2 separate regions of the Homo sapiens genome follow, and region 1 is linked to region 2. A link is a contact called in ENCODE Hi-C or POLR2A ChIA-PET data. All regions are on one chromosome and are shown on one strand. Each heading gives the region's core, a stretch centred on a gene start or an enhancer-like site at or near the end of the contact. The rest is flanking DNA. Distances are from core to core; before and after follow the strand shown.

Region 1 (3,798 bases), core at 165-2,664, 56 kb before region 2:
TTTTTCTTTTATTTACTCATTCATTATATACTTTTAAAGTGGTTACCCTGGAGATAAAGAAAAAAATCCTTTTCTTTTTCGTCACTTTCTGGCCAATGTAACACTTTAAACCCTCCTCCTTTCTTATGTACTATTATATAATTCTCTATATATTTAAAGCATTATAAGATATTATTATTGTTCCATTAATTCAATTTTGATTTAAATTTATCCACATATTTTCCCCTTTCATTTGCTCTTTACTTATTTTTTTTGTCTTTTTATGCTTCCTTCTGTATGTAGTTGTCCCAGTATCCATGCGGGATTGGTTCTAGGACCTTCTCTGGATACCAAAATTCATAGATGCTCAAGCCTCTGAGTTGAAATGGTGTCACATTTGCATATAACTTGACTGCTATTTTGGGATTGTCCTCCTGTGTACTTTATATTATCTCTAGATTACTTATAATACGTAAGACATTGTAAATGTAATGCAAATACTTGTTACTCTGCATTGTTTAGGATGTACTAACAAGAAGAAAAGTCTGTACATGTTCAGTATAGATGCAGTTTTGTTTTGAATATTTTCAATCTGTGGTTGGTTGACTGTATGAATGCAGAACCCATGGATATGAAGAGTCAACTATATTTTCTTTTAGTTCACCAATTCCCTCTCATCTATCTATAATATGCTGCTAAATATATCCATTAAATTCTTCATTTCAATTATTGGAATTTTTAATTCTAGAATTTCCATTTAATTCCTTTTGATAGTTTTTCTGCCAAAATTTTTCTATTTTGATATTTAACCTTTACGTTTATTAAAATAATTATTTTAAAATCTGTGTGGGATAACTCTAATGTCAGGATCTTTTTTTTTTTTTTTTTGAGATGGAGTCTCGCTCTGTCACCCAGGCTGGAGTGCAGTGGTGCGATCTCAGCTCACTGCAAGCTCCGCCTCCCAGGTTCACGCCATTCTCCTGCCCCAGCCTCCCGAGTAGCTGGGACTATAGGCGCCCGCCACCACGCCCGGCTAAGTTTTTGTATTTTTAGTAGAGAAGGGGTTTCACCACGTTAGCCAGGATGGTCTCCATCTCCTGACCTCGTGATCCGCCCACCTCGGTCTCCCAAAGTGCTGGGATTACAGGCGTGAGCCACCGTGCCGGGCCAGGATGTTTTTTAAAATTTATTTTTTATTGTATATATTTAAGGTGTACAACACGATATTTTGATATACATGTTGATATGATTCGCCTCTTTGTCCCCACCCAAATCTAATTTGAATTGTACTCCCATAATTCCCATGTGTTGTGGGAGGGACCCGGTGGGAGATAATTGAATCATGGGGGCAGTTTCCCACATACTGTTCTTGTGGTAGTGAGTAAGTCTCATGAGATCTGATGGTTTTATTAGGGGTTTCCGCTTTTGTGCCTTCCTCATTCTCTCTTCGCCTGCTGCCATCCATGTAACACAGGACTTGCTCCTCCTTGCCTTCTGCCAGAATTGTGAGGCTTCCCCAGCCACTTGGAACTGTAAGTCCAATTAAAACTCTTTCTTCTGTAAATTGCCCAGTTTCAGGTATGTCTCTGTGAGCATTATCTATTTCTTGTTGACATTTTCTCCAGAGTTTCAGTCTTTTGCGGTACCAACCAAAAGCCTTTGGGGTTTACTGAATCCCTTCTTCTTGGAAGACCATGAACTTTATTTTTTGTCACTCTAGCTCTGTGGTTTCTGAAAACGTCACTCAGTTTCTCAGCCTCTCTACCATTGCTTTTACATTTAGAATTGGCACTTAACTCTAGGGAAGCCTCAAATGCTAAGCTAACCTCTTGTATTTCTCCATTTTATTCTTACCGTTCCCTAAAATTTTTATAATCATAGCAGTTTTACTATGCCTCCAAACAGATTTTTAAAATATTTTGTTTAGATTGTTCCACCGTTTTTAGAGAAAGATTTGGACTCAAATAACCTAGTCTGCCATTGCCAGAAGTAGGGGCACCACTTAGTTTTTTAAGATGCTCTTCTGAGCTTGACTTACTGTGCAAAGTAATACCATAGCCGCAGAATTTAAAATAAGACTGTTCTGCTTACTATGGAAGAAAGGAGGGAAGTGCTTACCAACTAGAAGTTCGGTGACCACCACCATATCCTAGGTCTTTAGCCCCTGAAAATCATGGCCTTTTTTTTTTAATGCACAAGTATAGTGCAAGATCTCCTCTGAGAACTGGCTTATGGTTAGCAAGAGATGAGTTGGTCTTTTGGTACTTAGGTGGGAAAGAGCTCATGATACTCAGGGGAAGTGAGGGAAACCTAATAGTCCTGCATTAGGGAATTTCAAAAAGTTTTTGTAAGAGATACTGATAACGTGCATTTTTGAGATATCTATCATTTTGTTGAGATTTTAACTTTTTTGGCAACATTTTACATTTTGTACATCTTTCTTTTTTATATCATGTTACATTACAGAGAGAGATGCAGGACTTACTTCTTCCTCACTTGGTACTGGCTAGTACTGTTTCAGCTGGGGAAGGAGACTTGGAAAATAGTATCTTTTCCAATATTTAGTAGAAAGAAGGGAAGGCATTTATCTCTTTGCTCTAGCCTGCTTTCAAAAAGGACTAGAGAATTTCTGAAAAAGTTCTCTGACTTCTTGGAAACTCCCTATTCCAACAATGGCTTTGGCTAAAATTTATGCTTTTCTTGGGGCCTGTTGATTATTCTCTAAATAGTGTGCTAATGCATGGAAAACTTCCAAAGTGGCTGTCATCTTGAGTGACACAGTTATAGCCTGTGTGCAAACCCTTGATAAGAAAATGGAAAAGAAAAAAAAATCATCAAGATAAAAAAATTGCCTGAAGATAATGAAGGTGAGCAATGAATAGTGAAGGGCACAGAACTGCTTTTTTTTCCAGGGATGGGAAAAAGAGGCAGAGAGGGAAAAGTTCCATGTTGATCCCAGGGGACAATTCCTTACCTTCCTTGTTCGCCTGATAGTCAAGTGAGAAATGGCTTGCATGACAAGATACTGCATGGAAAAAGCCTGGGCTTTAGAGGATAAGGAAGGAAGACCATGTACTGGTTCTACCACTTAATCAGTACATCATCTGTGAATATTATTCACATCTTCGAGGCTCGTCTGTAAGATGGGGATAATTCTTCCTTCACTGGCTTGTTACGAGTATGAATGTAGAAACCACTGTGAAAGTGTAATATTAGCAGCATCAGATAGAAAAAAGAAAAGCCTGGTTTGGTTACTTTATTGTTATGGTTAAATGTGGATTTTGGCAGCAGACAAACTTGAGTTTGAATCCCACTTTCTACTTCCTCATCTTTCAGAATTAAATGAAGTGATGCACGTAAAATGCTTAGTGTAGTTTCTGTCATACGGCGAATAAGGGTTTATGTGCCCAGTAAGGGTTATCTGCTATTATTATTGTTCTGGTGATGATGATGATGATGATGATCATGATCATGATGATGCAGGGGATCTGCTTATTTGTTTTTGCCCATTTGGTGATCAGAACATTGTTTATTATAGTCAGATTTGGCTTTCCAAGTCCAAACATATGTCTTTAATTAAATAGCATTTTAATGTAAGATCTAAATAGATTGACAAAAGCATTTCGGGAGAATTTCTGAATTCATGTTCTAGAATGAGAATTAGATACAGTTCATTCTACCTTAACCTCAGCATAAATATATGCAGCCAGTTAAAAATGACCTAGAAAGTGTTCTGAGGAAAACATCTACTGGTTCCTCACTAAGGAACAGATGAACATCCTTATCAGAGAAGTTACGGGGATATGTTTGTTTTGGCTT
Region 2 (3,598 bases), core at 619-3,118:
CTTGAAAAAGTCCTATCTTTTATTTTTCTCTCGAGGCTGTATTTAATAGAACAAAAGGTCTTTGGATAATTATTGAGAAATTGCCTCACCACCCTCTCCAGGCTCTGATTTTCAGGTGGGTGTTTCTGGTGATTTCCCAGCTGGGCTCCCCTCTCCAGTGCAGCCCATAGTCCCAGGGGGATCTCCTTCAGCTGGAGTCCAGTGCAGCAGTCTCAGGCTGGTCAATGTGAATCCCCTTTCCACATCAGGGAGGAATCTCCTCACCTGTGGGTATTCCCCAGGCCATGCCTGGAGGCACAGCTGTGCTTTCTGGCCTGTGTGGCTATTATCTTGTTCCGCAGTTCGGTGTCTGCAAAACTTTCCCTTGCAGGTGGTGTGGTGTCCACGTCCACACCCACAACTCCAGCATCCCCATGGTCTCCATCTTGTTACTCTCCAGAACACGTAACAGACCAGGGACAAATACTGTTCCATACAGAAATCTGCAGACAGCTCTGACTTTGTAATAGCCCTGGCCAGGGGAAGAGTGGGCCCAGGGTAAAGAGGAGGCCCTGATGCACAGCAGGAGAGGTTCTCTGGAATGAGTGGGCAGAGCTTTGCTTTCACCTTGACTGTCACCAACTCACTAAGTGACCTTGACTGAGTCTGTTTCCCTCTCTGGGTCTTGATTTCCTCATTTTGCCAATGAAAACCCTTCCTAGAGCATCAATTTTCCTTGGCTGTTTGGCTTTAAAATACTGTAAGTGAAGACAGAGGTCTTTGGGAAGGTTAAAGCTGTCATGATCATCGCAGTCTTACTGGTTGAGGTTTTGTTGAATTGACATCCAATATGAGAAGATGCCTTAGTCAGCAATCATTTGGTTCCCAAGAATAGAAACCATCTAAACTCCCCTTAAGTGAAGAGATGGAGGGGAATTTCCAGACACCCAATTGTAGAAGAATTACAACTGGGCTTCACAGAGACTGAAGGTCATTGGGTGACTTCTTTCTCTTTGTCTGGTGCCATGTGCCTGCCTCTGCTCCAGTCTTCTCTTGGTAGACCTGTTCCTTCTCTAGGGCCTGTAGTTAACCTCCCCAAACTCAGCTACTGTGAGGTTCTGCCTGGTATGGGCACCAGTCTGGCCCTGGATTCTCTTAACCTATAGCTATGATACTCAACACCATAGAACTGTCTCTGTGAGTGAAGAACCAGCTTGGGTGAGGTGTCCACCCTTAGTCTGATCACGTGTGTGTGCTGAGTAGGATCCCATGTTACTGAGAACTGAGATCATTGTGGTGGGTCCTGGGGAGAAGGTTCTCTGAGGGGTAGCCTAGTACTCTGTGATGGAGCTAAGTCATCTGTTTCAATGTTTCATTTTACAAAGAAGTAAAATGAATAATGGAGTTGAAATGACCAGTAAAGGTCACACAGAGAATTAATGGCAATGCTGTGACTTGAATTCAGTCCTCCCAGTGTATAACAGAGGCATCACTGCAGCCCTTCTCTGGTTCAGATGCAGAGGAGTATTGATGCTTGGTGGATGTGCTCTGTAGTGGAGACGTGGAAATCAAAACAGCATAACTCTGTAGCCAGGCTGGATGTGCCAGGTATGTCTTCTAAAGGCCGGGAGTTACTGTAGGTGGGCAAGGGCTGCCTGCCATGAGTGGAACACTGATGCAATTCTGGGGTCCCACTCTGAAGCCTGCAGGCTAGGTGAGGAGACACCAGATGGATTTGCACAGCAATCTGGGGGACATTCCTGGGGCTGATTTAATGCCTCTCCCAGGGCTCACTAGAACTGGGCAGACCATTCCTACTGTGTTTATCAGCCACAAGGAGGCCTCCCCAGGACACATCTCGGATGTCTTCTGTTGCCTCCCAACTTTCCACCTCCATATATGGTGACAGAAAGCATGTGCCATACCCTGTATCCACACCCTCCCAACTGCACCAGAAAAGGGAATGTTTATTTTTAGAAACGGGGCAGGCTCTGGGGATGTACCGGAGAGCAAACAGGCAGTGTTTCTGCCCTGAAGGGGCTTATGGCCTAGAGCAGAGGGCAGACAGAACCACACTATGCTATGTGCTGTGAAAGAAAGGGGCAGGAAGCTATAAGCACACCTGGGGGATCCCTGACCTGGCTCAGGGAGGGCCTACCAGGATGACCTCCCTGAGGAAGTGCTTGGGCTGAGAACTGAAGGATGGGTTATTACAATAACTAATATTTTTGAGCACACACTAAGTGCTCTGTGAATGCTGAATTATTTATTCCTCTAGCTAAAGGTTCTGTTATTGCCTCCATTTCACAGATGAGGAGACTGAGATACAGTTAGCTTTTGCCAATTGTCTAAGACTACACAGTTAAAAAAAAAAAAAGAGGAGGGTACTATACAGCTGGAGACTCAAAGCCTGTCAGTCTGACTGCAGAGTCTGTATTAGTAACCACTAAACCGCAGCAGCTGTTAAGTAGGCAAGGGTGTGAAAATGACAGAAGGGAGGCTCAGAGAAGGCACTGAGAGAAGGCTAGACTGGTGGAACCCAGCAAGTGAGGTGCAGCCAGGGGCAATACAAGGCCTGGGGCCTTGCAGGGCCTTGAAGAGCCTTGTAGGGGCTTGTGGACCACATTAAAATTTGAGTTTTTATTCTGACTGAAATAGGTAGGAAGACACAGAAGGAATTTAAGGACAGGAAATACATAATGAGAATTGTATTTTTAAAAGACTATTCTGTTCTATTTGTGGAATGGTGAACAGATTGGAAGGGGGTAGGAGAAGATGCCAGCAGACAAATTTAGAGGCCACTACAGGGGCCCAGAGAAGGGGCAATGGCAGTTTGAGGGTGGGGAGGCAGCAGTGGAGAAGGAGAGAAGTGGGAGGGAGAACTGGTGAGTTCTTTAAGAGGGTGGATTGACAGTCTTTTGTATTATGGGGGCTGCAGGAGAGGGAGGTGCTGAGAAGACTCCTTGGATTCTGAGTTGTACATCCAGATGGAGACTGGTGCCATTCACTGACATAGAAGGCACTCGAAGGATGGACTTATTTTCTGTACTTGTCCACACTTTTATGTATGTGTGACTCTCAAATTCTAAGGATAATTTTAATTTGAGGATGTTTAAGAATAGTAATGTGTAAGAGGTGGTTTGATGGCTCTGGGAAATGAGAAAACGGCAACCTGGTATTTTCTGTCACTTATGGATCTGCACTGTTACTAAAAAACATGACTTAGCGGGTGGAGCTGGACACACATCACCCCCAAGTGGACCACAGGGAATGAGGTTCTTAGGCAGCCTTTCTGAAGGCGAGGCCTCCGCCCTGGCTTTCCAAGCTCACTTGGCAGGACATTCAGAAAATTTATACTACTTGCTAGAATTCCACATTCCCCAAACCCAGGTTCTCTGAGGGAGGCCTAAGTATGGAGGAACATCCATGTAATCATATGTAGCAGGCATGAAGCAGGGGAACAGAAAAGTACCAGGGAAGCTGTGAAAAGTTTCTACTCCAGCCTTTGTAACTGGGAAAAAGTTTAGAAACAGAGGACTAGGAAAAAGCCACCAAATAAATGAACTTCGAGTAACAGGGAGAATCATTCACCTCCTACCCACCTAAAAACCCCTCTTCC

Evidence for each region. Hi-C counts contacts between places; a loop is a spot of excess contacts on that map. ChIA-PET counts read pairs that join two places held with the same protein, here RNA polymerase II (POLR2A). Pooled maps may share reads with other maps.
Region 1: a pooled map shows a loop between it and region 2 (2.1-fold over the local background). The contact joins the promoter of LINC02752 here to the enhancer-like site in region 2. A Hi-C loop is called at or near these places in 1 of 50 pooled maps. POLR2A ChIA-PET finds 5 or more read pairs at or near these places in 2 of 52 experiments (OCI-LY7 and activated T-cell).

The regions. Positions count from the first base shown.
Region 1 is chr11:11,113,971-11,117,768 of GRCh38, forward strand. LINC02752 (long intergenic non-protein coding RNA 2752) reads left to right here and starts at 1,415. Exons shown (of 8, transcript NR_187402.1): 1 at 1,415-1,511.
Region 2 is chr11:11,169,628-11,173,225 of GRCh38, forward strand. The region is part of intron 5 of LINC02752 (long intergenic non-protein coding RNA 2752); the gene reads left to right. Among named protein-coding and RNA genes, the nearest start is that of LINC02752, 56 kb to the left of the region's middle. Within about 2 kb of position 1,869, at least 4 of the 41 ENCODE cell types and tissues checked have a DNase peak (open chromatin) inside an H3K27ac peak, as active enhancers do; they include OCI-LY7, where a contact is called at or near this core.